7 separate regions of the Homo sapiens genome follow, and all the other regions are linked to region 3. Evidence: read pairs that join two places in POLR2A ChIA-PET (ENCODE). Cell type or tissue: CD4-positive, alpha-beta T cell. All regions are shown on one strand. Region 1 holds the start of PRELID3B (PRELI domain containing 3B). Region 2 overlaps ZNF831 (zinc finger protein 831). Region 3 has its middle 41 kb from the start of ZNF831. Region 4 holds the start of ATP5F1E (ATP synthase F1 subunit epsilon). Region 5 overlaps ZNF831 (zinc finger protein 831). Region 6 overlaps ZNF831 (zinc finger protein 831). Region 7 overlaps ZNF831 (zinc finger protein 831).

Region 1 (4,000 bases), 80 kb after region 3:
TCTTGACTTGTGTTTTGGTTTTGGTTCCTGGCCAGTTGTAAAGTTCCTTGTAGGTAAGAGTTAATGTCTGCATTCTCATCCCAGACACGGAGCTCGGCAAGATCCCAACAGGAGATCCCAGCAGGAAGGGTGTGGAGATGTGTGTCATCCCTGGGGCAAGGGCCATAACTACCAGTCACCTAGTTAATTTCAAATCAAAGTAATGATCTGTTGTTAATGACTTCTCTGTTTCTGTGAGAGGCACTGTCAAGTAATGCAGTGCTTAGGTATCTAAAAACCATTAATTTGCTTCCTCTGTGTCTCCTAACAGAGTCTCCAGGAGATAATCATTATGTAAGTCTTACCCTCCAAATCCAAGCAAGAGGTGGTATTATTTCTACCATGAGGAGACACGCAGAGAAGACAATTGGGTCCTGGATCTCCATCTTTCCATGCCCCATCCCACCACTCTAGATCTAGTAAGTAAAATTAGACTGATATAGTATGTGTGTTGGGGGCACGGGAGATAGGTGTCATTTAATTTTCATGACTAAAACACAGAAATTTTGAACTTGAGAGCAGAATAATGTTCTCTAAAATAAACAGAACAGGAATGCTGAATGGTGAACAGCCTCATGGAACTCCAGGAATAGCAGGGACAGGCTGTTCTGTGCTGATGGTTCTTGAACCAGTGTTTTTAACACCCAGCGACGTTAACTGCATCTTAGTCAAGGCTGAGGTACTCTCAGTAGCCCTTAAAGCATTACCTCCCCAAGAAATCACTCTTAAGTACTGTAGGTTTAAAAAAAGAAAATCTCAGGTACCACAAATTGCACTTAGCAACTACCCAACCATATTATTTCCTTCCTGTCTAATGTAATTTTTGTTTTCCTGTATAAAGGACTTATGTTATTTTGAAAAATTATCCTCCCTCCTAAATTAACCTGGCTTTTTGTCTTTAACAATCAAACAAGCTAAGAACAAGAATGAGGTGGTCCTTCTAACAAGCTTCTAAGTAACTAGATGTAAAGATTTTCCTCCATAACCTTCATTGAAAATGGCAAATTGTTCTGTTAGGAGGTAGACGGCTGTGGAGAGTGCAGGAGAGCAGGGTGGGAAGCCATATTCTGAAAGCTAAGCCAGGCAGTCTGTTCCCTGGACAAGGCTCATCTCTGAATGAAACCACATGCCACCTCCTCCTGCCCCAGCAATTCTTAGTCATTCTTTCATCCATTGATGCAACAAATAATTGTCATTTAGGAAGGGGGAAATCACTGAACAAGTCTGGCAAGAGCCTCGCCCTCAGGGGCTTACAGTCTAGCGGAAGTTACAACAAATAAACTAGATGACTCCATTAATTCATTCATCCCACAAATAGCTATTGATTTTTTTCATTTTTCAATAAGTAGTCATTGAGCCTTGACTATATGGGAGACACTGAGGATGATTTTTGAGCAAGACCGGCAAGATTCTTGCCTTCAAGAACTCAGTTCGATTGTGAATTTTCACAAATAAATTAACAAGATGATGTCAGAGGGGTAAGTGCTATAAAAAATGCAACAGGATATTGTGACGGAGCAGAGCAACAAGGTGAGAAACGGTGACGAGGGAAGTCTCTCTGGGAGAGACATCTCAGCTCAGATCCATCCTATGCACCTAGGGCAAGGTGTGCCCGGCCAGGAAGCTTTTCTACCCGACCCCTGGCACCGTGCTTCCGGACCGCATCCCTCGTAGGGGTATTATTCATGGGCAGGTCTGATGTTAGCTTCTCCGCGTCACGCCTTATTTATCCCCTCCGAGGGCTGCAAGCTCCTGGCGGGCAGGTGGGACTGGCCCAGCTGATCGGCTGGGTGGCTGGTGGATTTGGGAAAACAGCCCGGGCTGACCCAGGAGGTGGCTGGAACTCTCTATAGGGCACCAGGAAATTTTGCACAAGTGACCACCACAACGAACATCTATGTCAGCAGGCTGACCGCATGCGTCCACACGCCTCGAAATGCCAGGCGAGGATGTGCTGGGCCAGAAGGACAAGGAGGGCCAAGCGGGCGCGCAGGCACCTCCTGGACCTGACCCAACTCTGCCCAGAGGTCAAGGCTCGCTACAAGCCCGCCGCGCCTGCGCAGCACAGCGCCCGCGCCGGCCCCTCCAGCTGCCGTCGGCGGCACTGCGCCGGCGCGATGCGCCCGGCGCTAAGAGGCGGGGTTTCCTTGCGCCGCGCGCAAGGCTGGGGCAAAACCCGGGCCGGGATAGGGCGTGGGGCCGCGCGTCTGGACGTCCCTCGCGTCGGGCCCGACAGCGCCTGCGCACTGCGCCGCCGGCTGGGGTGCTGGGGGCGGGGCAGGGGCAGGTGTAGCCTCTGTGCCTCGTTGTCCCCTGGCGCTACCCGGACATCTCTCAGGGTGCCGGCACCATGAAGATCTGGACTTCGGAGCACGTCTTTGAGTAAGTTTGGGGCGCGGGTCGGCTCCGTGGAGGGCAGGCACGCCGGCCCTGGAGTAGAGGCGAGGCAGAGGCGGCCCGCAGGAGGCTTCTAGGCGTCGGGCCTAGCGAGGGGAGCGAACTCTGAAGCCTGCGGGCCCCGGCGACACGGAGGGCAGACCAAGGTCACGACCCCGAGGCGCCCTAGCCGAGGGGACGGCTCCGACCTCCAGACCCAGGCGGCCTTGCGACCGGCAGGGCTACGGGGTCACTTCCGGGCTGTCCCCCACCATGAGGTAGCCTCGGGCCGGCGGCCTCCTGAGGTCCTGGGGGCGTCGCGGAGCACGAAGCCCTTGACAGCACTCAGGGTTGCCCCATCCCGCCCTGTGAAACCACTTTGGGACGTGGACCCGAGGATCCCAAGAGGGAGGTGTTGGTTTTCTCCAGAGTGTACTTTCCCTGGCCGCCGTTTGGGTGGAGTTTCTACCTTCGAATGTGAATTTCGGGTGAACTCTGACCACCAGGATGTGAAGCCTTTTCACAACTCGTTCATCTACGCAGCAGAGCCTTGGATTTGGAATTCAAGGTCTAGCTCTGGCTGTAACAAGCGTGTGACCCTGGGTTACCCATTTTCATCTGAGAGATGGAAAAGGACGATCGTCAGGGCCTACCCGTGTTAGCTCTTTGAGGCCACGTTCAGGAACATCTTTTTGGATAATGTGAACTGTTTACTAACGAAACTAAGCCTTGAACCAGTTGGATGTGGAGAATTATATTCTCTTCTAGGTCCCTGATTCCATTTACAAAAGAGCCACAAATTTAAGCAGCGAAATCCTTTTTTTTCCCGAGTTACCTGCTCTGTTCCGCTGATCTTAATGTCGTTGCCACACTGTTTTAATTAGTATAGCCTTGTAAATAAATATGCTACAAAGCCATTTATGTTTTTAAAACTGTCTCTGAAGGCAAATTTTTTTTAAATTTCTTTTTTGAGGCAGAGTCTCGCTCTGTTGCCCAGGCTGGAGAGTAGTGGCGTGTTCTTGGCTCACTGCAACCTCCGTCTCCCGTGTTCAAACGATTCTCCTGCCTTGGCCTCCCAAGTAGCTGGGATTACAGGCGCCCACCACCGCGCCCGGCTAATTTTTGTATTTTTAGTAGAGACGGAGTTTCACCATGTTGGTCAGGTTGGTCTCAAAGTGATTCGCCCTGGTCAGGTCGCACCTGACCTCAGGTGATTCGCCCGCCTTGGCCTCCCAAAGTGCCGGGATTACAGGTGTGGGCCACTGTGCCCGGCCTCTGAAGGCAACTTTTAAAACGTTGTCCGCATTTGTACTCAGTGGGACACATCCTAGGGCCTGCTGTATCCTGCAAAGTATAGAATACTGGAATCAGAAGGAAGCTTTCTTTTCCCCCTACTGTTTAGTCTTTTTGGGAGGAAAAAGACCCGAAATTTGTGGTCATTTAGATGTTCATTAACCTGGTCGCATTCATCACTAGTCCATTTCAGCTCCGAGGATGTTTAATTTCAGTCCTCTTCCAGGTTTGCATGCTTCAGTCCTCTTCTGGGTTTGCATGCTTCAGAGGTTCTCGGCACTCAGTCTCCCTA
Region 2 (4,000 bases), 130 kb before region 3:
AACGCACCAGGCACAAGAGCATGTGCTTGCATCATCTGACCATAAATAAGCATTGACCATTTGTGCAACATTTAAAAGTAATCAGCATGTCACCGGATCATAGGCATTTTGAAGTGTATTTACAACTCCACCAAGGACGTGAATTACTCTGAACAAGCTTCAGTTTTTTAATGTATCTGAATTTTGTCTCCAAAATGAACAGAAGTATCTTTGTGCCCAGTTCACACCCCCGTCTCTTTGTCAAGCTACTCCAATTATCCCAAGTGTGCTCTCCACCTTGGAAGCAAATCCTCAGTTTACTAATGGAGAAAGCCAGTTGCCTCGACTGTGTGGGGTCCACTTGTGGAGAAATGTGTTGATGGTGGCTTTCTTGGTTAGTGCCATTTGATTGCAGAGAGGCAGTGGGGGACAGGTGCAGAAGACGAGGCTGGGAGTCAAGGCCCAGTCACTGTGCACGTTGACCATTTGCAGAGTTTGCTTCCTTGCCATGTCTGCCCTGCCTGGCACCATTTGAAGATGAGCAGAGCACTCCCAAGGGGAGCTGGGGAACGCTGCGGCTGAGTTGGGGGTCAGAAGTTGGTTGGAGTTGGCTTGTAAATAACTCAAAATGGCTTTCCTAATCTGTAGGTGTTTCACAGATAGAGTTTAGTTCTTCCGCCAGCCTGACAACATTTACTTGTGAAGCGTCAACAGTCTTTTTGACCAGACACCATGTTTCTCTGGAAGCTTCATATTTCTATAACTAATCGGTCTTCATCGTCGCTGCTGGTGTCACTGAACTCTACTCGAGTTTGCTTTCTCATTCCTTCCAGACTCCTCTTCTTGAGGGATTTAGAAGGGGCTTCAGGAATTTCTATGGGCTGCTCTGGCTTAGAAGGAACCACAGAATCTTTCCGAGTGATTAATCCAGATACCTGACGTTTCCTACCGTCACTTCCTAAAGAGGGGCAGGGGACAGTCATTTCCCCACACCCATACTGGCCTCTGGAAGGAAAAAACGTCTTGTGTCTCCCTTCCTTGTGGTGTGAACTAGCTGAACTTGGTCCTGAAGCTGGTATTTCAAGATGAGTTTTTTCAGTTGACTCCAGTGGAACCGAATCTGAAATTCTTTGTCCAGATGAAGGTCTCCCTGGCAAGAGGGTCTGTGCTCTGCCCTCTTCTGTGACTTTGCTGTCTGGGGAGCTTGATGTCAGAGTCCTCCCTGCAGTCTGGCTGTGGTCTCGTGATTCAGCACTGTGAATTTCCTGGGCTATGTGATCTGTTCTCACTGGCAGAGAAATACAAACGGCAGCCACAGAGGTAGCAATGTCATGGTGGGGAAAAGTTCCTTTGGACCCAAAGGAAGAAGGCCTTTGAGCATCTGAGAAGATGTATGGTTTGGGATCTGTTGAGACTGAATCCTGGGAGGCCAGCAGCTGAGTCTCCAGCAACCCAAGGTCAAGACCTTTGCCAGGGGGTAGAGGCACGTCATTAACCACTGCCAGGCAGGTGTCAGATTGCAGAGATAATCCTGATGTGGCAGCAGTGCTGTGAGTAGTACAGTCACCATGCTCACCAGCAGATGGAGAAATATCCTGCAACAAAGTGCAAAGGAAAAAAAAAGTGGGGGGGGAGGTTAATTGGTACAAAGAAAAATGTGGTCAGAAACGTGGTCCTCAATGAAAACAGGTCTTGAGGTCTTAATGATTCTTTACCAAGGGTGAACTTCAATATGACGCCCTCAATAAGTTTCCATTAATAACTAATTGGTGCATTAACTCGAATAAAGCTCCTGATTGATACAAAATAGGTTGCTGACGTCCTGTGCTTTTATCTGGCTTTGTGAAAAACAAAACCACTCAATTATCTTACCAGTTCTCAGCTTCCTTTTTTAAGTCACTACCGCTCATGAAGCGGATGTACTATTTTATAGGACTGTGTATTGAAGGGTTTTTTGGTTTTTTGGTTTTTTCCGGATGAGTGTTTTTCCAAATGTGGTCTGGATACATATTTTAGTGGTTTTCAACACGCAGCCCCACAGTCTGTCTGGGGGGGCTTCATGTTGCAGTGGCATCTGTCAGCCATCTCTCTATTCAGGTGTGCAGTAATAACATACTTGGGGTTTTTTTTAAAGAAACCATCAGAAATCATCCCAATGTTTGCACTACCAAAGCTACTCATTCGATACAGAATGTTTTGAGTTATTTGTTTGTCTTAATGGGCTTTCTGTGCCACGAATCTTCATAAGGTGATCCGAGCAAGTTCTGCCACACTGAACAAGAGCAGCAAGAACAAGCAGGGCTATACATCTAGACCAGGAATAGGTAGAGGCAGCTCAAAATCATCATGCCCACCTTCACAGTTCGTTTGTCCATTTCCCTGACAATTCTTGAACTTGTACCAAGAGAGAGGGTTCCTAAGGTTTGTCTGCAGTCACCTTCCTTCTTCTCTTCCTTCCCACAACAAGGAGGTGATTCTGAGGTGGCACAAGATGGCTCCTCTTGCAGATTCAGACCTGCAAGGGGAGAGGCACATTTACATATGACTGGAATTATAAAATTAGCAAAGAGTAATTTCCTGGGAGGTTGTCCATGACTTCTTGATCGCCTCTGAGCTCATTAACCCTCATCTCACAGGGTGTGTGCAAGAACTCAATTTATCTCCAACCAATTCACATTTGGTCAAATAAAATATATCCACTCTATGAAGGAAGGAAATGGCAAAACCAATTCTCAAAGTAGAAAAACCCCTGAATGATACATATCATAAAATATATCTATATTTCATGTTGCTTCTTCTCATCAGAGTTGTATTCCTGGTCATGTCTGTTTAGGTAAATTTTAGATCAGCTTGAATTCTCTGACATACTACCAAGTAGTCAGAATAGACGTTTCACTCGATGCATGGTGGGAACCCAGAAATATAAACCAGGTCTTAATTCCCACTAGAGTGCTGGGCAGCAAGGGATGAGGTTGGCTTTTGTGATGCTGTTGTTTTGTTGTGGTGGTTATTGTTGTGATTGTGGAAGGAAAGAAGGGCCCTGACAATATCCACAAAACAGCACTTCTCATACCTGTCTTTCCTTCATCCTTCACCCGCACTGATGACCTGGCATACCAGTCAAAAGGATCACAAAATTTCAGAGAGGGCAGGTTCCATCATGATATGAGATCAGAGAAATATCTTAAAACGACTGTGTCACTAGAGAAGAAGCACTAGACCCACTTTTAAATTTGCTTTTATTTTGATGAAAGGTACACATGTGCAGTCTGAAAAGTCAAGCCTAACTGTGTATTAAGAAAAACTGCAACCCCTGCCAACCCATCCATCTTTTCCCATTCGGGAGTCTTTTGACTTTTAGCTCCTTCATGTCTGATAACATTGTTATAGAACTACATTTTGTGGAAGTAGTAGCTGTGACTTCTCATGGGGAGAGAGGAGGGTTTCCCTCTTCTTCCAGCTCTCCTCCTCTTCAAACTTCATGACCCCCCACACAAGCACACATTCCACCTCTCTATCTTCTCAACAGTTCTCTAACCCCTATGGCCTGTTTTCATTTAGGCGAATATTCCATGTTTATATTAGTATGTTTAGGAGAATACCTGTCAGCACTGAATCTTGTAGTATACTACGATTACGTTGCCTTTCTTGTGAAAACTGCTTTCCCTGGGATTAATGACGATTTTGCTTTTTAAAAATTTTGCTGAGTTTTCTATGGACTCATTTCTAAAATCATTTTCCAACCACCTCTCCAATTGTCTGAGGTTTCATTTCATTCTGTGAGAAATGTTTCCTTGAAACTTTCTGATTTGCTCCAAGTGGACCATGTTTCTCTGCAGCATGGCTGTGCCCCTGGGGTCTCCCTTCATCCCCGCTGTGCTGATTCTCTTCGCCTCTTTCCTGGTTCCTGAACCTCTACAACTTCTTTTTTCTTGGTTTACACTCCTGCTTTCCTAACACAAAACTTCTAGTAGTTTCATGAGAAAGGGTACATGAAGTATAACTCTTTAGATGTCATTGG
Region 3 (4,000 bases):
GAGGAGGGTGGACACCGAAACCAACTAGAGGTTCCACCAGCAAAGATGAGGAGTGGCGGGCTGCCAAGCCCACTGCGATAAGAGCCATTTTATTCCACACTGAGCCTCTCGAAGGGGCCAGCCCCTTACACGAGAGAGATCTGAGGTTCAGAGAGGTGACCTGACAAGCACCCCTGTTTTCTGACTACAAGCTCTGTGTTCCCTTGCGTGACCTCCTCCTTGCTGGGGTGGTGAGCCCAGCAACAGACAGCAACGATCCTGGACATGCTGTACCCACGGAGGCGTCTGGCCCCACTGCACAGGCTGCTTAGGTACATCTGTAATCCCCCAACCCGGGGTTTAGAGTCAACAGAAGCCAGATCAACAGCTAATCATGCTTGTGAAGCCCAGATGATTTCAGAACTTGGATTGCTAACCCTGAGACAGATGGTGAATCAGGTACACAAAAACAAACCTTATGTGGCACTGAGGGATGTTGCCAAGGGACAAAAGAGGTGACAGTTTTGTTCAAAATCAGACTCTGTACCCAGCTGTGCTTCCAGCCAGCCTATGGTAATATGAGGCCAGATGAGACCACCAACACAGCCATGATTTTTCTTTGGCAATGGGGCCTGAGGAATGACCCTAGAGGCTAGAGTCATAGAACACAAACAGGCATCCCAGTGTCCTCCTCCCGTTCAGAACCGAGGGAAAAGAAACGGCCATAGGAAGAGTTTATTTTTCCTGAGCTGCTGGAGGATCACCTGACATTGCCACCAACACAGATTATTTTGCGTAGGAGTCCACCCCACCTTGTCCCCGCACCTGAACCAACAATCCTGACCTTCACGGGGAATGGTAAAGGTTCTCCTGGCAGGAGGAAGACCTGTATTGCCTGCTCCGTGTGCCCTGGCTAAGCTAGTTTGAAGTCAAAACTTTAATATCCTTTCAACTGTCACTGACTTCAAATATGCTTCAGAGAGCTTCTTAATCTGGTTTATGTTCTGTGGATGAGATGCCTGATTGGAGCCCAGAAATGCTGCTGTAAATCAAATGCCCCGATTAGAGACACTCCTCAGAAAGCAAGATCCCTTAGCAGCTGTGTGGCTGGGCTGGGAAGACCACCATGCTCCTGGGAATTAATGGGTAGCCCACTCCCCTCACCTGCACTGACCCTGTCATCGAGTCACCTCCACATCGCTCTCCTTGAGCTTTCTTCCTCCTTGCCCTGCTTGTCAAATACAGACAGGGCTGCTGATTTTGTCTACACCCCTACCTTTCCCCATTTGGGGGTCCCCAATAACCCCCGGCGCTGCTGTCTGCTGGCTCCTCTTTCCTACGGGGTGGTGGCCTCCTTAGACTTCTGGGTCAACCCCTACCTCATCACAGCAGGCCATGCACAGAGACTCCACAGAAACAAAGGCTTGGAAAAAGTCCTCCACCCCCGACGGAACTTCTTAGCTGGGGTTGTTTTGGTGAGACAGGATGTTCACATCTGAAATGTGCCTCTGAATATGCAAGTGGGTATTTGCCCATCATTTATTTGCTATGCATAAGATTTCCACGCACGGCTGACGATTTTCTCTCATAAACAGATGCCCCAAACTTCCTTTCTCTCTCTCCCTTAAACCCAACATCTGGGCCATCTACGTGGATGCGCCATTCTATGGGGGTAGCCACATGGGGGTGGGAAGGAGATGCAGTCGAGAGAGCTGAGCTTTAGCCCTAGAACGGCCGGAAACTTCCCAGGGACTTTGGGCAGATCGTCAAACCTCCCCGGGGTTCAATTTCCTCCCTGACAAAGTGAAAAAAAAAAAAATGAAGCTAGTGTTGCCCCACCTGCCTGCCCAGCCAAGCTGTAGGGAAGAGGAAATAGAAAATGCAATGGCTTTGAAAATTAGAAACTGTGACATCCAATTGTATGATACAGAAAATGACACAGGGCATCTGAAAATGGACCACCAAGCCTCCCGAGGGAGATTCTGGATCCAGTTGAGCCTCCTTGGTACTACTTCAATGAGTCTGAAGAGTAGAGGCAGAGTGACATGATCATAGTAGAAAGAATAACACGCAATTTATTGCAAGCTCATTGCAGGTTAGACACTGTGTAAGTGCTTCTCATGCATTAGTTCACTGAGTTCTCACCACCCTCTGAGGCTGACATTAGTGAGATCCTCATCTTACAGAAAGAGTTTACGAGGTCAGCTGGTTTGCAGAATGTCACACAGCTAGTAAATGGTGTCACTAGGACTTGTACTCAGGTCTGTCTGACTCCGGGCCCTGAATGCTTACCCACTAGACTAGACTAAAATCCTAATGGCACATTAGACTGACTGCGAGCAGCCCTCTTCCCTCTCAGGACCTCAGCTTCCCTCCCAGCTGATGGAGAGGATGAGTAAGGGACTCGATGCTGTTCAGACCCCTTCCAGCTTGAGCAAACTCTCATTCTTGGAATGAAGCTTGGCTGAGAGCAAATTGTGAACTCTTGAAGGAGGCACTTAGTGACAGTGCCGCATGCTGCTCCCTGGCTGTGAGACTTTTCTCCTGCTGTGGAGATGGGCCATGAAAAGAGAAGGGCTTCCTGTTGTTCACTTTATAGCTCCCCATTCAGGCAGTGCTTCTTCTAACAGACTCTCAAACTGCATGGAGGCAAGTTGTTGTTTTGCTGGGAGAAGGGAAGCTTCTTTAGGCTAATTTCCCCCTCCTCCTGATTCTTCCTGTTCTTTGTAGTCTTTTGCTTTACCAGACTCGGATTTGCAAACCTGTTGTCAAGGCAACACTAGGTTTCTCTCTTTGCACTCTAATGTCTCAATGGGGGTATCCATGGCAACAAGAATACCTTGCGCTTTCAAAGTCAGTGACCTTCCAAAGCTTCCTGGGATGTGTGGAGTTAAATTATGTTTAGACAATTTTTTACCACAGCTACCAATTTAGTACCTAATAAGCCTAACTGATGACGTCTGTAACAGTTAGCTTTTGCTGTGTAACAAATAACCCCAGAAGTTAGTGGCTTAATCTGAAAAGTATTTATCATTGCTGTAGAGGTCAGCTGGGTGGTTCTTCTGGTCTCAGCTGGGCTTGCTCATGCTCACCTGACTGAGCTCCATCACGTGTTTGGGGGGCATCTGGCTGTAGGCTGGATCAGGAGGGACTCATCCAGGACAATCGGGCTCTCCTCCACATGGTCCCCATTCTTCACTAAGCTATACCAGGCTTTTCCACACAGAGGCAGTAGGCTGCTGAGGCAGGGACAAGGGAGGGAGAGTGTGAGCAGACAGAAGCCACAAGGGCGCTTGAGGCCTGGGCTTGGGACAAGCTCAGCATCTCTTCCACCATATTCCATTGGCCAAAGCAAGCCCCAAGCCAGGCTAGATTCAAGGGGTAAAGAAGTGGACCTCACTTCTTGATGGGGGTGGGGAGGATGGCAGAAAGGTCACATTGCAAAGAGAATGAGAGAGGAGGGATGGAGAATCGTGGCCATTTTTACAAACAATCTATCACATCATCCTTCCACATTTGTTGTGGAAATATTCAGGCACTACATACATGTGAATGGAGCCTCAACAGCCAATAAGCAATCTTAGCAGAGATGACATGGAACCCTCAGAATTCTCAAACCTCTCCCTGCTCCCTCTGGAAAGTGCTCTTCCTCCTCGGGATGACGCAGGTGTGAGCTGTAGCACAGCTTCCGTCTATGCATGTTGGTCAGTCCACCTGAACCTCACAGATTGAGAATACCATGGGTCCCCAGGGGAAAAGAGAGATGCTGTCACCAGAAAAAGGGACACTGAGTGCTAGACATCCAAAAACAACAGATGACTCTGTAGTCCTCCCCCAGCCACCACTCGCCGAGAAGCAAAAATCCACAGTGCATCAGCAGTCACTTCTTTAGCATGAGGAATGGAGTGATTTCTTATCAGGTGAAACCTCTTCCAACTGTGAACTCCTGGAAAATTTCAGGATTTGATCAAAACTATTTCTAAAAACAAAACCTGGAACTTTCAGCTGTCCTGATCCTAGA
Region 4 (4,000 bases), 90 kb after region 3:
CAACTATATTTTGGGTAGTTTTTTTTTTTTTTTTTTTGATAAGTTGGTGTAAGGCTATGTGACTTGATCAAAACAGATGCAGGGCCTCTAAATAAAAGGGATCATCTGAAATTAATGTTGTTTGAAATTACTATCTGATTTTGAGGGTTCCAGTATTTCTGTGAAAATTCAACAAGAACTCCTTGGAAACTGGTATTGATATTCAGTCTCCTTAAGGTAGATTTTTCAAGCTTTTCATACATTGGAACTCCACCTGACTTTGGACCAACCCCAGAACAGAGCAGAGCCACCTCCTATAGACGCCCATTGCCCTGCTGCTGTACACTTCAGCAGCTTGCACAAGGGAGCTCACTTAAAAGGAGAAATTGTGTAGTTTTAAAATATATTTTGTGTAAAATACCTTACTATGCTATAAACCACCATTAAAAACCAGTGTTTTGATTTGGTACTTAAATATTTTTGGAGTGAAAATTATCACTAAAGTAACATGACTCCAACAAAAGTATGGTTTCATTATAAAAGAGTACTGTATTGATTTGCCCAAGTTTTGTAACTTAGTAAAGGTATTAACTTCCTTGGATTTGTACTTTGTGATTTAGTATGCTGTATCGTGGGCTGGTTATGTTAACTGAAAAAAATAAAGTCATTACCTGAGTTTTGCAGTGCTCTAACTTAAACAGAAGAACAGCTGTTCACATCTTTTAGCATTTTACATTTGCCTAACTTAAAAATTGCCATGTGTCAAAATCATGGTTTTGTAATTGCTAAGGCATGATATGTCAGGTTATTTGAATATAATTACTTTTTGAAGTAATTGTGACCACAAAACATCTTTTTTACATGAAGGAGCTGTGTATCATTTGAAATTACTCAAATGATGTCTTGCTCTGAGGCATAAATCCCAGGTACTTAGTGTTTTTAATAATATGGTGCCACTGCAGGATTTGGGGGCGGTGGGGAAGAACAAGCATAATGGTAGGGGGAGGCTTGGCCTGAAACTAACCACTGAGTGAATTGCACTGCAGGTTTTACTTAACGGGAATTCCTTATTTGGGATGTCAAGAGGGCAGCTGCAAACTGAAAAACAATCCAGTAAATGTACTTTGTTTTATGTATTGTAGCAGGCAATTAACTACTAAATAATAGCTTTGACATTTGCAATTGTTGCATAGAGACTATTTTTGCTAGAAGATGATTAGCTCTTGCCTTTATTTTACAGTGCTTAGTGTGATAAACTTCTAGTCATGTTTCCTATCCAAGAGACCAGTTAATATATGTACATAAACCACAGAAATAGTATAACACACTATTTTTAAATTATCGTTTTCCTACTTAAATTTTGTTTAGCTTAAGACTTCTTAGGACATTTGTAAAAGCAGGTTAAATTTAATAAGGTTTCTGATTTTTTTTTGTAACCGGAGATAGTTTTTACAAGTGAAATAACATTTCAGCTAAATAAAACATCGCTAAATAATTGATATTTGATGAAAATCTGCTTTGTATAATTTCTGTAAATTATCCTTGTTCTGAAAAAGGTGTAATGCCCTAATATTTTTAAATCCTTATCCTTTGATTTTTTAAAAACTGACCTATTGATAAAACTATAAATTTTCATTTTCCAGTGCAGTTAGTTACCTTTTTAAACATAAATGCACAACAAGCAAATGAATTTAAGAGAACTAAACTGGAATAAGTGTTCATAAATGAAACCCTTGGACTATTTAATAAAGTTGAAATGTGAATTAAGGAAAACTTTTGTTAATAAAAACTTTCTTTTAAGTGATGTTTTTCCTGATTATAATTTCTTTTTAGTAATTAAAGGTGAAGGGCAAAGGCTTTTTTTTCTTTATGAGAGAAACACTTTAATTCCTAGACTGTGAGCCTTCACTGCGTTGGGTTAGTTTCTCTAAATCACAGGCTCTGAGATGAGCATTTTCCCGGCCGCCTGGCAGTTCCCTGTGCCTCCAGTGGGTTTTCCTCACATTTTTCTTCCCATCCATTCCGGGCAACAGTGACAACTGTTGCCTTACCCTCCGTCTTGTCGCACATCGGAAGCAGGTCCTAGAACTACAGAAAACGCTAGGGGGTCCTCCACTGGGTTTCCAGGGTTTAGTGTCACTCCGAGAAAGGGGGTGCCCTAAGAGCCTTTCTAAATCTCAGCTCTCAGGACACGCTTGTCTGTCCACAGATTTAAAAAAGCCGGCGCCGTTTCCCTGAAGCGGGCGCAAAGCCAGGCCCTCGGGGCGGCCGTGCCCGCGCCGCCTCGCGTCCTCGCTTCCCGAAAGCACGCGGCTCAGTGGTCCTTAGCGAGCGGGGACACCCCGGCCTTCTTGCCCCCGTCGTCCCCGCCGGGGTAATACGGAAGGTCGGGGGACACACGCCCCGGGAGCTCTTGGAGCCAATAGGTGGGCGCGGCCGGCCGGCCCGCCCCGGGATTGGCACCCGCAGTCCAGACCGCGCGCGCCCATTGGCTCCCGGCGCCGGGGGGCTTCCGCGGCAGGGCAGCAGGGGCCGTGCTCAGGGGCGGGGCCGGGTAGGAGGCGGTGATTGGCAGGTCCGCACGCCCCGCCTCTTCCGCTTCTGTGGTCTGATCTTCCTGCGGCTGAACCGCCCGGCTGAGCCGACATTGCCGGCGTCTTGGCGATTCGGCCCGACGAGCTCCGCTTTCGCTACAGCATGGTGGCCTACTGGAGACAGGCTGGACTCAGGTAGGCCCAGGCCTCCAGAGGGAAGGGCTTCGCGAGCCGGCCCGCGCGCATCCCGGTGCCCAGAGGTCATGCAGGACACAGAGCAGCGGCCCCACGCGTGACCGGGGTTGGGCCAAGCCTCGGGCGTCGCCGCCAAGATGGCGTCGCTGTGGGCAAAGCGCTCAGGCGGGCGCGGCCTCGACCTCGCGTGGGAGCGCGTCTGTGTCCTGCCTCGCTTCCCGACGGTGCGGCCCAGCACCCACAGAGTGCCCCTGGACACCTTTGTGAATGGCAGGTTTCTCGAGAGAGAGGCCAGCTCTTATTTAGCAAACCTTTTTCTTCTAGAATGGTGCTGGAGCCAGGTGGTGAAAGTAGTACAGTCACATCCACCTCGGGAAACAGGAGATTTCTCTCCACGTGACCGCCGTTAGCAGCTTTGACCTTTAATCCAGCATCGAGGTGGAGCCTTTTACAACTTTACACATTTTTTTTTTAAACTTTTAAGTCCTGTTGATTTCAGGTTTCCTTATGTCTAAAAGGGGTGAAAGCCATAACTGTCGAGAGCCCCTCACAAAGATGAGAGGTGGCTCCTGGAAAGCTCAAATATGGAACCCACTTGAGGACATGGTGTCTCATAGTGGAACCGCAAACCATTGGTCTAGCTGTCACATCCGATTTTTTTTTACCCGTGCACCTGAGTGAGCAGAAGTACCTTGCTCTAGGTGACACACCTTGTTAGTTGACTGGATGGTGTAGCACTTTACATTTTGTGGGTACACTACAGCGGAGCTTCCCGACTTGCTGAGGTCAAGCCAGCGAAGTCTTGTAGAATTGGAAGGATGGAAGGATGATAGTCCCAGTAGTAGATACCGTTTATTAGGCAACCTACCCTGTGATCCATACTTTTTCACACTTGTTTTTCCTCCTCCCAGCTATCAGCAGGACAGGTATTATTGTCCTTTTATTCTGTTGTTTTTTTCAGGTGAGTGAGTAAACGTGCTGAAAAGGTTGAACAGCCTGAAGGTCACCCAGTTAGTAAGAATGGAAGCAGGCATTGGAACTCATACCTCTGAGTCCCCAAAATAAATTCTAAAACATGAGAAAATAGCACCCCTCCCCGCTTCCTGTTTTTCAAAAGTGGGAAAGGTGATCTGACATCTTTTGGAAACTACAGTGTTGATGGGAGTCCATCTACCAAACAGGAAGCAGGTTTTACAGTTTTGCTAGAATTGATGATGTTCTCTAAGCACTTTTCAGTTTGATTTAGAAATCTTCATTAGGAGGTTATTTTCAGTGGCAGACTTGTGAGACAG
Region 5 (4,000 bases), 100 kb before region 3:
ATGGGACGAGGCAGAAGAGGCGCCCCCCCACCCAGTGCTCTTCTGCCCTAGGGTGCAGGAGAGTGTTGGCCTCCTGGAATACATGAGAAGTCAGCTTGGAAGAGGATGCTACCAAACCACGGATGAGAAGCCCATGGGCACCTCAAAGCACCCAGGCGGCGAGGTACCTGGGCTGGTGAGAAGCCGGGCGTGCAGAGCACGCACTTGTTGGGAGGGGAAGCAGGTCTCCAGGAACAAGAGGAAGTCCCCCCACCCGCCACGCACCATCACATTTCCAAGGTGGCTTCTGAAGGCCTCCTGGTGCGAGGGTACTCAAAGTGGGTGCCCTGCTATATTCTCCCAGGGGGAACGGAAAAGAAGGACGTGTTTCCCCGTAATCCATCCACCCCCAAAAGAGCGCTGGCCACACCGGTTTCAGTGTTTGGCTCCAGTGGCCTGGATGTGGGGGTGGTGGATGACAGGGAGAGATGACTCCTTCCTTCCTCCCTCCTGTCCCGTGGCCTCCTGGCAGCCTTTGAAGTAAAGGTCTCAAACTAGCTGACTGTATTTGGGCCCAGATGGGGTATGTGTGCAAGTGCACGTCCGTGCGTGTATGTGTGTTTAAATTAGCACCCTGTAAAAATTGAGAGATTTTATTTAACGTGAAATCTGGGTTCTGCCTTCCCCGTAGAGCTAGATGAATACCAGCCAGCTGGCCTCACCACACAACAGCCAAGGTTATATGATTCAAAGCACTCTTTCAAATTCTAGATATATTTTGTGTAGTGTTACTATCACCCCCATTTTACAGATGGGGAAACCGAGGCACAGAAGAGCTGAGACACGTCCCTAGGATGACATGACTACAGGTGGTGAAACTCGGCAGCGAGCCCGAGTGCTTTCCTCCGAGGCCCGTTCCCGTAGCCGCTGGAGCACCGCTGCCTCTGCTGGGAGGCTGCTGCCGGCTCGTTCCTCCTGCATCTCTCTGTTAAAACGTTTGCTTATTAACATTTTTCCATGTGCTTTTAAAAAACATGGCTAGTTCTGAAAGAGAACCAGTGTGTCTGCAAGCTGGAGAGGAAGGAACCATCGCACACACTTGGCAAGCGAAGGGTCCGGGAGTCCTGGTCACCGTGCAGCGATTGGGAGCCTGCATTTTGCGGCAGAATCCTGGATTCTGCTTTACATCCCTGCGGACAGAGAGCACCCAATAGAGCCTTCGGCACCTCGTTTTGTCCTTTTTCTTCTTTCACCCCCATCTCTCACCCTGGTCCTGGGAAACTGAAATAATGTCCCCCCTCTGACCTCCTCCAAGGCCCCCTTCCTGCCTCCTCCTGTTATCAGCTGGGGCTCCTGCCTCCCCTCTTCGTGAACATTCTTACTCTTGCATTTCTGGGTGGCGTTTATGTGAGGGCAGTGAAACATCATCCACAGGCTGGGGTCGTCTGGTGCGGGGGCCGTGACGACAGTCGCTTGCTCAGCGGGGGGTCCCAGCCGATTTGCAGAAGCCAAGGAACTAGGATCAAAACCCTGCTCTCCCTTCCTTCGGCTTCAGCCTGCTCCCTTGGTTCTACCACGGAAACCCCTACGAACATAAAATAAATTTGTACCGCCAGGTCCCTGGTGTTCAGAGCAGGTGCCCCTGATTGCACGAGTCTGGGGTCCGCCCGCCTCCCTCCCAGACCGGACTCCAGGCCGTGCTGCGCCGCGGAGCGAGGAGGGAGCCGGGCTTCGGCGGTGCCCGCGATGGGCGCTAGGGGGCCCCCGCGGAGCTTGGAAGGCGGCTTTGCTGTAAATCCCAGCCCTCTGCGCTTTCTTCCGGGTAATAAATTCACAAGGCTTGTTTTTTAACCCCCACCAGAGGTTAAAATAGTTTCATAAAAAGTTTTGGTAAATTCATGGGTAACTTTTGAGGTTATGTGAGGTTGTTGTCACACAAAAAAAAAAAAAGAGAGAGAGAAAAACAGAGCCTTTCTTCTCTGCTCCTGCAAGATTGAGGCTTGGCGCCGGCGGGGGCGGAGGGGGCCCGGGCTTTGTGTTCTTCCAGAAGCATCCACGTGGCTAGGCGGCTCTCCAGGCCCCCGGGCGCCCACCCACCAGGGTAGGGGGGTCTCGGGAGCGCCCAGCCAGGGGTCCGCACCCACCCCGCCGCCCGCCCGGGCACCCTGCAGCCTTCCCGAGGCTTCGCTGAGCTCGACCCCCAGCCCAGCTCAGCCCAGCCCGTGGGGCGAGTGGGGTTCGGGGCTCTGCGTTGATCGCTTCCTGCCATGCCCGTGGGAATAAAGCAAAAGTTACAGCCCCTGAGTAGGGGTTAAAAAGAACTTTATCAGATTGATAAGCTGGGAGACAGGAGGAGGCAGAAAGAAAACAGCGCAGTTAAGGGAGGGGGCGTCGCACATTAACTATGATTCAGACTCCAATGCACTGAGTTCATTTTTCAATCTGCCTTTAGGTAGGGGAAAAAAAATAAGGAAATTATGGAAAATTGAGAAATAAACATCTCTGAGAGTGCTTTGCACCCGGGGGTGCTTAACGAACACTTAATAATTTCAAACGCTAGTACTTAGAAAAATGGCTTTTGTCCGTTCCCGGCACGCCAGGTGCCTCCTAGCAAAACCGGAAAGCTGAAAATGACTGAAAATGATCGCTAATGTCTATGTGGAGGGTGGTACAAAAATCACTTGTTCATGTCCTTTGGAAGTTAAGGAAATAAGCAAGCCAAAATTTTAAGAGTTTTAGCAAGGGAAAAACCTTGGAACTGAGCTTGCATTTCTTTTCCTCAACGTATGAACTTGGGCAAGACTCCTAATTAGGACAGGGCTGGCCACACATCACCTCCTGACCCCACGGGGCCATACTGAAAATTAGATGAGGAAAAACATTTGGAGGAAACTCTCAAAATGCTACTGCAGGAAGCAATGGTTGTTTTTGGAGCAGATTCCCCATGCTCCCTGCCAGCAGCCAGCAGTGGGGTGAGGGCCAGTGTGAACTATTTACCTAGAGGACGATGGGGTCCCTACAAGAGCACAGTATTGCCAGGGAGGCCTCTGGGACGAGTTGGAGCTTGGAGGATTATTCCAGTTTCGTCATTTTCTCAACCTGGAGGGCAAGTCTCACCCCGGCAGGAAGAGCACCATAGGCATGCATGTAGCACAAACTCAAGGGCCCAGAATGTACTCCCGAATCCCTACGAGCTCCCTGCTGGGGAAAGTATGGACCTGCACCATTCACTGCCTCCCTCCTTTGGCTTGAAGACGTCTTGTCCAGACCTGGGGGGAAAATTCAGTGTATGCTCACCCCTGCCACCTCCCAGCCATGATAACCACACACTGTAAAGTCCTTTGTAGTTCACACAGCACTTTCACAGTCACTGTCTCATGTAACTTGAGCCTCTCCTCAATCTCAAGGGCAAATGAGTCAGGTATTCCTGGACAGGCTTCATGGGGTTCTTGGGCACCAGATTAAATGAATTATGGACTCAGAAACTCCAGCCCCATTCTACAGATGAGGACCTGAGACAATGAGAAGGAACAAATTTTGCCCAAAGAACTAGTAAAAGTCAAGACTCAAACCAATTCCTCTAAATCCAGAAAGCAAAATTATTTATCCTGTACCAGCCTTGGCCTCAAAGGAGGCTGAGAGAGAAAGGGAAACGTTAGGCTTTCCAAGGTTAATGGAGTAAGGTGGTTGAGGAGACTTTGGAGTGTCTGGCATCAGAAGGAGCAGATTCTTCTTTAAAAAAAACAATAAAAACAGAATTGTGTTCTCAAATTCTAGCTAGATGTTGAGACCTAACCTCTTTCTCTCTGATTAAAAGGGAGGTTAGGAAGGGGTTTAGGCAAGTGTTAAAGATGGAATCAAAACAAGACTTTCTCCATGGCATGATCAAGAGGCTGGAGAGGGAGTTGAGAGGAGAATCACCTTCCCATTATGAGTCAGTGTCACTGAAGGTTTCTCTCTGTAGCCCCTAAAGTTACTTCTCCCCTAGGTTCCACTCACACCTTAGTTAGAATTAATCCTA
Region 6 (4,000 bases), 85 kb before region 3:
ATCAATGGCTGTCCCACATCTTCTGGGGGCCCAGCATGTGCCCAGCCCACCTACACTCTATCTGAACTCCCCATGTTCCCTCTTCTTGACCCTGAGACTTTATCCACTCAATCCCCAGTCCAGAAAGTCTCTGTCTGTTCTCCCTACATCCAGATTTCCAAAAGAACCCCCATCTTTCCAGAAAGAGCCTCCTTTTTGTCTTCCTCCCCCAACACTAATGAGATGACCTCGTCCTCTGCTGAACAACAAGAAAACACTCATTACCCACATGCACACTCATGGGCACTCAGTATGTGCTAACTGTCATGCACATGTGTTTATAATGCTGAGCATATGATGATACTTGGTCATCCATGCTGGAGTCTGCAAGGCATTGCTGCACCTTGAATCTCACACTGACAGACCGTCGACATCCTAGACAGACAGACACGAGATGTCCCGGGGAAGCAAACAGATCTGCCAATGTCGTTCCCGGTGGCATCTGAGCTAAGGGGTGGACAGTGGGTCAGTCTGTCTGTCTTTGTCCTGTACCACATTTATCGAGACCAGGGGTCACCTTAGTTCCCCTCCCTGTCACAGTGCCGAGTCCAGTGCCTGGGGAGCTAAGCAGGGAGGCTGACGGGGAGTTCCAGGAGCAGCTCCATTTGGCTGTCCTTAAGGTGCTGGGAAGAGAGCTGGTGGTAAGCTCCTCCATGGGGGCAACTGGCAGAGCTCTGGCTGATTCTGTTGGATTCCACCAGTGACCATCAGAACCTCCCAGGTAGCGGGGGCTACCAGCTCTCTGCCAGCGTCTCAGCAGGGGTTCCATCCAAGCTCTACCCCATAAAGGAAAATTCAAGAACTGGAGCTGATGGGGGCAAAAGTGAGGGAAGAGTCCATGGGAACAGGGAACGAGGAGTCAGCCAGCAAGTACCATGACCCCCGAGGCTCACTTCGTACTTGGAGTTCCCATGCCTCTGGAAGTCACCCACACACACACAATTCTGTGCACAATTCCCAGGTACCCTGAGTTGGCACTTCAGAGGGTGCTGGGCTGGACCTGGATTCCCAGCTGTGGGTTATACATTGGAAAACTCTTAAGGAGAGACGAGGGGCATCCACAGGGCACCTGGAGAGCACAGAGGTGATATCGATGGCACCTGTGCCTGTCACAGGACGGCCCAACGAGAAAGCAGAGAGTTGCATGGTCCCCTGGCCTTTGCATGGGGGAGACATCCTCTTGTCCTGGTGGTACAGACCAGCATTTAGCCCTGAGATGCCCTCCATGGGGCGTGGCAGTATCAAGCACAGCCCAATGGGCAATTTCGCTGGATACAGAGGAGGGAGATGGAGGTGAGGTTGAGAGCCACAGATGAGGAAGAGAGCTCAGAGCCAGCTTCTTGATGGAATTTCCACCTACCCAACCCCCTGCATCCCAGCCTCTCCCACATGGGGCTTGACCCTTGACCTTCCTTAACAAAAACAACCTTTCTTCTTCAACAACTGGCCCCAACTGTAAGATGAATTCTTGCCTGGATTTAAATTCTCTCTGGGAAACAAGACTACTCCATGTCCTTGCCTACCCTGGAAGGCTCTGGGGGTTGGGGAGCAGAGGTGTGGGGAGAGCACTCAAGTGCCATCTGCCTGTAGGGGGCACTGGAGCTACACAAAGGTGGAGGCAGAGTTGCCCCAGCAAAGGATCCCCCAGGGCCAAAGACCTCAGGCATGAGACAGAGCCAAGGGTTAGCTCTTGAGCCAAACAGACAACAATGAACCACAGAAGGATGGTAATTCAGGCACTGCTGGCCAGATGGGACCCTGCAGCATTTCCCACAGGGTATTCATTTTTCCCAATCAACAATCAAGCAAGGCTAAGGCTGAGCTCCTTAATGCTGGGGAGAGGGGAGAAAGGAAGAGGAAATTGAGATCCAGAGAAGTTGAGCCATTTGCCCCGGTTGCCCAGTGATTGCAGCTTAAAATAGCCATTTTTCCAGGAAGCAGCCCCACTTAGTTCGCCTTTTATTTATTTCCAAGCATGGTGAAGAGTGTGCCTCTTACCACTTCACATGTAAGCAATGTACCCTGCAGCCTCACATAACTACTCATCTTTCTATTTCACATGGGCTCTTAAGCCCATCCACAGACCCACTTTAGCTTTACAATGACCCTGCAGAGAGAACTGAGTGAGCTTTCTTTTTAGAAATAGTGAAACTAGAGGCACCAAGAGCTGTGATTCATGTTCTCCTGGGTCCTGGAGGGAACCTGCACCTGGTTCAGAGCTTGGCACAGGTGGCCAGTACTCAAGGATATTGGTGACTTCTCAATATTGAATTCTCCGTCTTCTACCACATGCCCTCCCCACTAGTTTAGGGTCACTTTGATTGTCTCATAGACGTCATGCCTCTGTTACTCTCCCTTTTGGGCCTGACCCCTGTGGCACTTGGGGCTGACTCCTGCCCATCCCAAATCCCCAGTGTCTATGCCTTGGGCGGGTGCCTTCGAGTGCCCAGTCTGGATGCACCTCCAAAGAGAGCATTACCTGCTATTTCTGAAGAGGTCTGCCCAGGGGTCCTGCATGGCTTCAGTCCCTCAAGTGCGGGAGGGTGGCGGCTTCTTCTTCGCACCCAGGTTGGTGTGCGAAGTCTACTGGCTCTCAGCTGAACACAGCTCTGCAAGAAATTCCCTTTGTACCTGTAGAAGAGAGAAGCATGCTTGCAGTAACCAGCCTGGAGAGCACATGCCTGGAAAAATCTGGAAAGTCACTGTGGGGTGCCCAGGAGAACACGGGGCTCAACCTCTAACTAGCTGGTCAGCTCTGAGCAACTCCTGATCCCTCCATACCTCATCCCCCACCTCCCCAGGATAATGCGCCTAGCTTCAGAGGTTGTTGTAGGAACTAAATGAGGTGGTCACAAAATGCTTCCCAGGATGCTTAGTCATAGCAAGGGCTTAGTCAAGGATAGTTGCTGCAATTAGGTTTTAAGCTACGTGGTCTTGACTACTTGCTTCACAGACTGTCCAACAGTTTATTCTTCAATGATGGAAATGTTCTGTAATCTGCATTGACAAATACAGCAGCCATTAGGCCCATGTAGCTATTGTGCATTTGAAATGTAGTTAGTGTGTCTGAGAAACTGAGTCTTAAATTGTATTTCACTTTAATGAATTTAAATAGCCACGTGTGGCTAGTGACCACTGTACTGGACAGCATTCTTCATAGACCTTCCATCTGGAGGAGCCCTACTGGATCATCTGATTTATTTGTCTTCAAATAAATTTTCTTCAAATAAGATGTATTTGTCTTCAAAACAAAGTATTCACATCTCAGAGGGATGTGATGAGGGTAGAGAAAGAAAAACACTAGAGCTTCTATTTATATTTATTTTCATCTAGTCTTTCTTATTTGTGACCACCATATTGGACAACATTCTTCATAGACCTTCCATCTGGAGGAGCCCTACCAGATCATCTGATTTATTTGTCTTCAACACGAAGTATTTACATCTCAGAGGGAAGGCATGATGACAGTAGAGAAAGAAAAACACTAGAGCTTCTATTTACATTTATTTTCATCTAGTCTTTCTTATTTCTATTGTTTCATGTCCTTTCTTGTTTCTATTGTTTCATGTCATAGAGCAGAATATATGTATAATTTGTAAATGAACAAATACACATTTAATAGGTGCAGGCTACAAATTATTTTACTAATAGGAATGTGCAACCACAAACAGGCCATCAACCTAGTATAGCACCCCCATTATATAGGCAAAAGAATGAGACGAAGAGCCAGGCCTGCAATATGCCTTAAGCTCTTTTAGAAGATCTTTGCACTGCTTCTAACTGCCTGGTCAAGCCACAAGTAATCCCTTCCCTTTACAAGCCTCAGTTTACAATATTTCTACTCCACAGTGCTCCTCAGAACCGGCTATTTTCCTTTCTCATTTATCTGAGCCACCGCCAAGATCCAGCCGCAGTCCCCTAATCACCAGGGCCGCTCACAAAATTTTAAATAAGATCTACA
Region 7 (4,000 bases), 50 kb before region 3:
ATATTCGCAAATAAATGAAAACAAATAGAATCTGTCACCAGCAGGCCCACCCTCAAAGAATGAAAGTTCTCTAAACAGAAAGGATGTAACAAAAAGAGAAACTTGGAACATCAGGAAGGAAAAAAGAACAATGGAAACAGTAAAAAAGTGGGTAAAAACATTCCCTTTTGAGTTTTTCTTTTTTGTTTTGGGGTGTTTTTTTGTTTGTTTTGTTTTTTGTTTTTTTTGTTTTTGAGACAGGGTCTTGCTTTGTCACCCAGGCTGGAGTGCACATACATTGATCAGTGGTGCGTACATGGATCACTGCAGCCTCAACCTCCTGGGCTCAAGCAATCCTCCTGCCTTGGCATCCCAAAGTCCTGGGATTACAGGCATGAGCCAACACTCCCGAGCAAGTTTTCTTAATCATGTTTGGTGGCTGAAACAAAAATTATAACACTGTCTGATATGGTTCTAAATGTATGTAAAGGAAATATTTAAGATAATTCTAAATGTGAGGGCATAAATGGAGGTGAGATTTCTACTCTTCACTCCAACTGGTAAAATAACGACACCAGCAGACTATGATAAGTTCCATATATATAAAATGTAATACCTAGAGCAACCATTATGCGGTGGTATCTGAGAGAACCAGCCTGAACCGCAGGCTGCAAAAGTGCTCCCTGTGCAGCCTACAGCCTTGGATCAGGGATAATCCATCTGCAGCCTTCCAGACAGGGAAACTAAAGCCGCGTAAAGCCAGCTAGCCTCCCGTGGCCAGGAGTCCACACACAGTGGCCGTTTCCTCTGCAAGCCCCACTTCCTCTATGCATGCCACAAGCTCCAAAGCCTTCTGTCCTGCTGTGCCCAGGCTCCCAGATGCATGCCCACATCTCTGCTTGTGCATGGTCTGCTATCCAGCAGCACCCCAGAGGGTTGTCAGCTGTTTGCCTAGCAACTCCACACAATCTCAAGTCTAGCTGAATCAGCCAACTTCTCTGCTTTCTGGTGGCTAAAATCACAGCTTCTCCAATGAGACCTGAATGCCTTCCAAGTGTGTTGTTTCTTGAGTACTCTCCCTCAATCTTAGGGTACCCTATAGAGTTTCCTTGTACCTAATAGTCACTCTTTCATTGTAACTAATCATTCCTACGCCAAGTTTCCCCTGCATAACCCACTGGGTGGTTTCTGTCTTCTGACTGGGCACAGAAGTCTACAGAATTGTCTCTGGGAATGGTCCCAAGAGATCCCTAATGATGGGATTTAGGGACTAGTGTGGTTGTGCTTTTGGATGTGAGCACAGTGTTGAGCTCCTTGACAATGAGAAATGTGACTCTTGTAACCTGTGAGGTACAAAAGCATCACAATTAATAAAGCCATCACCTGTGGTCAATTGCGGCAAAGTGCCAATTTAGAACATGTGCCTTGGAAGCTCAAGTGGCTTCTGCTCCTGCTGTATGGCAGGAATGATGACCATAAGGGATGTGGTATGAAATGGATTTCTTTTCGCGTCCTTGAGCACTTACAGAGAGAAAATGACAAGCTCAGGTCCATTAATTCCCACCTTGAGTCATGATCTGAGGATCACACAGCCTCCATGACAGCCCTCAAAGAATGTCTCATTTTTGTAGCCACAGGGCTGATGTTGCTGAAAATCAAACAAAAAAATTAATGGTGCAAGTTACTGAATTAAAATGGCAGTTGAATTCACAGTCATGCCAAGCTTCTCATGTGAAAATTTGGGCACTAATCAGGAAAAAAGGGGATCCTAAAACTCGAGGTGAGGACATCTTGTTGGACCTAGAGAAACTGACAACATTGACCTCCAGGTCATTCTGAGCCTCCCGTACAAGTGGCAGCAGCTTCCCCTCCACTGTCCACAGAGGCCAGACTTCCTGAGCTGGAAAACCTTATGATGCCTTCACTTAGGGTAGATGCCTTGAAAGGGAATACTGATCCTTCTCAGAACCCACCACAACAAGCCCCTGCTCCCTCTAGACTTAACTAGATTTAACTGAGTCAAATCTCAGCATGGCCCAAGGAGACAGGTGCTCACTATGACCCAGAAGGAAATGGCTCACACACCAGAAGAGCTGAACGCCCTGGCTAATATGTCAGCAGAATCCTAGGGAACATGTGTGTGCAAATGGATTCTGTGGGTTTATACCAAGGAGGGCAGAAAACACCACCAGCCATTGGACCAAATTCATTGACAGGAGTGCACTTACCAGAGAGTCTCAATTTAGTGTATTAGTTGTGCAGCTGGATGTGGCTTTAACAGCTTCCTAGGTTGGTTGACTGAAATCTGGAAATGATGGTGACCTGCATTTAGTGAGGCCGGAATGCTGGAGCTTCCCTGGCATGACACAGAGGAGGGGCTCTAAAGACTATGGGAAATATGCCTGCTGGGCCGGGTGTATCACAGGCAACCTCCAACTCTCCCAGCGGCATGCCTCAAGAAGACCCAGAAGGCCCCTCTTCAGGAGGGCGCTGAGAAATGCATTAATGAGGGGAGCATCCGCATCCCCGAAAAGATCTGTGGTTGCTCTTTTTCCAGGCCAGGAAGAGCTGTAGGGGACACCACTATTGAGACAGGCTCCCTCATTTCACTGTGGTTGTTGGGGGGTCCCAGAATAGCAGAGGACCAAGTGGCATCACTTCATTGCCAAAGAGAAGGTGAGCGTGCCACGGGAGCAACAGGGAATGGCAGGAATCCGAATTCTTTGGCTCGCAGAGATCTTAGCAGTAACTAACTGATCACGTTGTCCCTCGGAGGGAAAGACCAGTCAGTCTACTATGATATCATAGGAAATCATAGGAAAAGTCCTAAGTGTGGTGGCAAGTAACGTGACTCAGTCATCAAATGGAGACTCACGGCCCTTTACCCAGTTTTCAGAACTAAGGCAGTTTGCAGACCTACAGGCCCTTGATTGAAGGGAAAGCCAGGTCCCCTTGAAAAGGACACTCTACTATTGCCAAAAGGATACACTGTAAATCTTTCTTTATGCCTTCTCAAAGGGACCTGTTGCCACATAGTGGAACAACTGCAATTTGGGAGAAAAGTACATACTCATACTTTTCAGGAGTTAGTAGATATTCCAAGAGGTAAAGAACCCAGGGCAGCTGAGGTCAAGGAAGATGTGGAATGGGTGGTGGAAGAAGAAAGTCACAGATATGAACTACAACTTCATGATCAATTATATAAACGAGGACTGGAGGGGGTTTGTGTATGGTCTCTATGTGTGTTATATGAATGAGTTTTATTTTATCTTTACTAATCATTCTCTACTTCTTTCTCCTACTTCATGTTTTAAATTTTTATATATGAGTTATTGGAAGTTAACTTTACAATTTAGGCTTTAGGGAACAGAATATTCAGTGAGAGCTTGACTGAATTTGAAGAGCAATTGATACAGCCTGTGCTGAGTACAATGACTGCATCTGCTCATTTCGAACAAGTGAGAACCTCTTCACTTGCTAGAAGCATGGATGTATCTTGTTAGGTGGAAATACAGAGCCATTCTGTTGTAAGAAAGTTCACATGCATGTAAAGGGTACACATGGGGCTGCACAGGCAAAGGGATAGACTGTGCCAGATAGAAATTTATTGCCTCTCAGCTCCAAAAAATGCCATTCAATACATGCTGTATGATAAGGGATGCAAACTTTTAAAGATTTTCTCCTTTAAAGTGGACACAGTGCTAAGTTTTTCCAACAGAGGATGTTGGAGGGTCATTGCAGGAGGAAGAGGCTTCCTGCAGTTTCCAGGAGGGGCCCACGAGAGGGCCAGTGGTGTGGGTATGAGGACATGCCATGGAGTTCCCCCTCCCAGCCACAGGCCCCAGGACTCACTCCCTCTGCAACCTTGCAGCCTCAGCCCAGCAGTAATCTGTCTGCAGCCCCCACAACATAAAAACCAAAGCTGTTGCACAGCCTGCCTGTGGCTGGGGGGTTCACATGGATCTGCTCCTTCTGCAACCACACAGCCGGCACACTGTCTTTCTGGGAGCTCTGGAGACTT

Evidence for each region. Peaks named below come from ENCODE experiments on the same cell type or tissue, not always from the same donor. Only the 100,000 strongest peaks of a DNase experiment are listed, where the experiment ranks them.
Region 1: POLR2A ChIA-PET joins it to region 3 with 11 read pairs; 9 of 35 experiments call an interaction of 5 or more read pairs at or near these places.
Region 2: POLR2A ChIA-PET joins it to region 3 with 30 read pairs; 4 of 35 experiments call an interaction of 5 or more read pairs at or near these places.
Region 4: POLR2A ChIA-PET joins it to region 3 with 29 read pairs; 9 of 35 experiments call an interaction of 5 or more read pairs at or near these places.
Region 5: POLR2A ChIA-PET joins it to region 3 with 12 read pairs; 4 of 35 experiments call an interaction of 5 or more read pairs at or near these places.
Region 6: POLR2A ChIA-PET joins it to region 3 with 44 read pairs; 5 of 35 experiments call an interaction of 5 or more read pairs at or near these places.
Region 7: POLR2A ChIA-PET joins it to region 3 with 30 read pairs; 12 of 35 experiments call an interaction of 5 or more read pairs at or near these places.

Annotation. Positions count from the first base shown.
Region 1 is chr20:59,041,120-59,045,119 of GRCh38, reverse strand. PRELID3B (PRELI domain containing 3B) reads left to right here and starts at 2,334. Exons shown (of 6, transcript NM_016045.3): 1 at 2,334-2,421. The coding sequence starts at 2,390. SLMO2-ATP5E (SLMO2-ATP5E readthrough) reads left to right here and starts at 2,274. Exons shown (of 6, transcript NR_037930.1): 1 at 2,274-2,421. RefSeq lists a silencer at 2,017-2,416. In CD4-positive, alpha-beta T cell, no CTCF peak of the experiment used is centred here; DNase peaks (open chromatin) are centred at 1,209, 1,589 and 2,259; H3K4me3 peaks cover 1,836 bases; H3K27ac peaks cover 1,938 bases.
Region 2 is chr20:59,251,472-59,255,471 of GRCh38, reverse strand. ZNF831 (zinc finger protein 831) reads right to left here. Exons shown (of 6, transcript NM_178457.3): 5 at 2,334-2,494; 6 at 1-1,574. The coding sequence ends at 729. Among named protein-coding and RNA genes, the nearest start is that of EDN3, 47 kb to the left of the region's middle. In CD4-positive, alpha-beta T cell, no CTCF peak of the experiment used is centred here; DNase peaks (open chromatin) are centred at 1,231, 1,521 and 1,871; H3K27ac peaks cover 2,171 bases.
Region 3 is chr20:59,120,864-59,124,863 of GRCh38, reverse strand. It overlaps a transcript of ZNF831 not described here. Among named protein-coding and RNA genes, the nearest start is that of ZNF831, 41 kb to the left of the region's middle. RefSeq lists an enhancer at 2,288-2,837. In CD4-positive, alpha-beta T cell, no CTCF peak of the experiment used is centred here; DNase peaks (open chromatin) are centred at 1,603, 2,193, 2,533, 2,793 and 2 weaker places; H3K4me3 peaks cover 2,145 bases; H3K27ac peaks cover 4,000 bases.
Region 4 is chr20:59,030,928-59,034,927 of GRCh38, reverse strand. It overlaps ATP5F1E (ATP synthase F1 subunit epsilon), which reads left to right and starts at 2,593. Exons shown (of 3, transcript NM_006886.4): 1 at 2,593-2,708. The coding sequence starts at 2,677. It overlaps PRELID3B (PRELI domain containing 3B), which reads left to right. Exons shown (of 6, transcript NM_016045.3): 6 at 1-1,783. All of the region lies in intron 4 of SLMO2-ATP5E (SLMO2-ATP5E readthrough), which reads left to right. RefSeq lists a silencer at 2,350-2,639 and an enhancer at 2,660-2,799. In CD4-positive, alpha-beta T cell, no CTCF peak of the experiment used is centred here; DNase peaks (open chromatin) are centred at 2,487 and 3,357; H3K4me3 peaks cover 2,229 bases; H3K27ac peaks cover 1,802 bases.
Region 5 is chr20:59,220,422-59,224,421 of GRCh38, reverse strand. The region is part of intron 4 of ZNF831 (zinc finger protein 831); the gene reads right to left. Among named protein-coding and RNA genes, the nearest start is that of ZNF831, 59 kb to the right of the region's middle. RefSeq lists a silencer at 1,761-1,830. In CD4-positive, alpha-beta T cell, CTCF peaks have their summits at 1,551 and 1,753 (motif pointing right); a DNase peak (open chromatin) is centred at 1,761; H3K4me3 peaks cover 1,088 bases.
Region 6 is chr20:59,205,575-59,209,574 of GRCh38, reverse strand. It overlaps ZNF831 (zinc finger protein 831), which reads right to left. Exons shown (of 6, transcript NM_178457.3): 4 at 2,519-2,670. Among named protein-coding and RNA genes, the nearest start is that of ZNF831, 44 kb to the right of the region's middle. In CD4-positive, alpha-beta T cell, CTCF peaks have their summits at 1,438 and 1,637 (motif pointing right); a DNase peak (open chromatin) is centred at 1,624.
Region 7 is chr20:59,170,961-59,174,960 of GRCh38, reverse strand. The region is part of intron 1 of ZNF831 (zinc finger protein 831); the gene reads right to left. Among named protein-coding and RNA genes, the nearest start is that of ZNF831, 9.1 kb to the right of the region's middle. In CD4-positive, alpha-beta T cell, no CTCF peak of the experiment used is centred here; no DNase peak of the experiment used is centred here.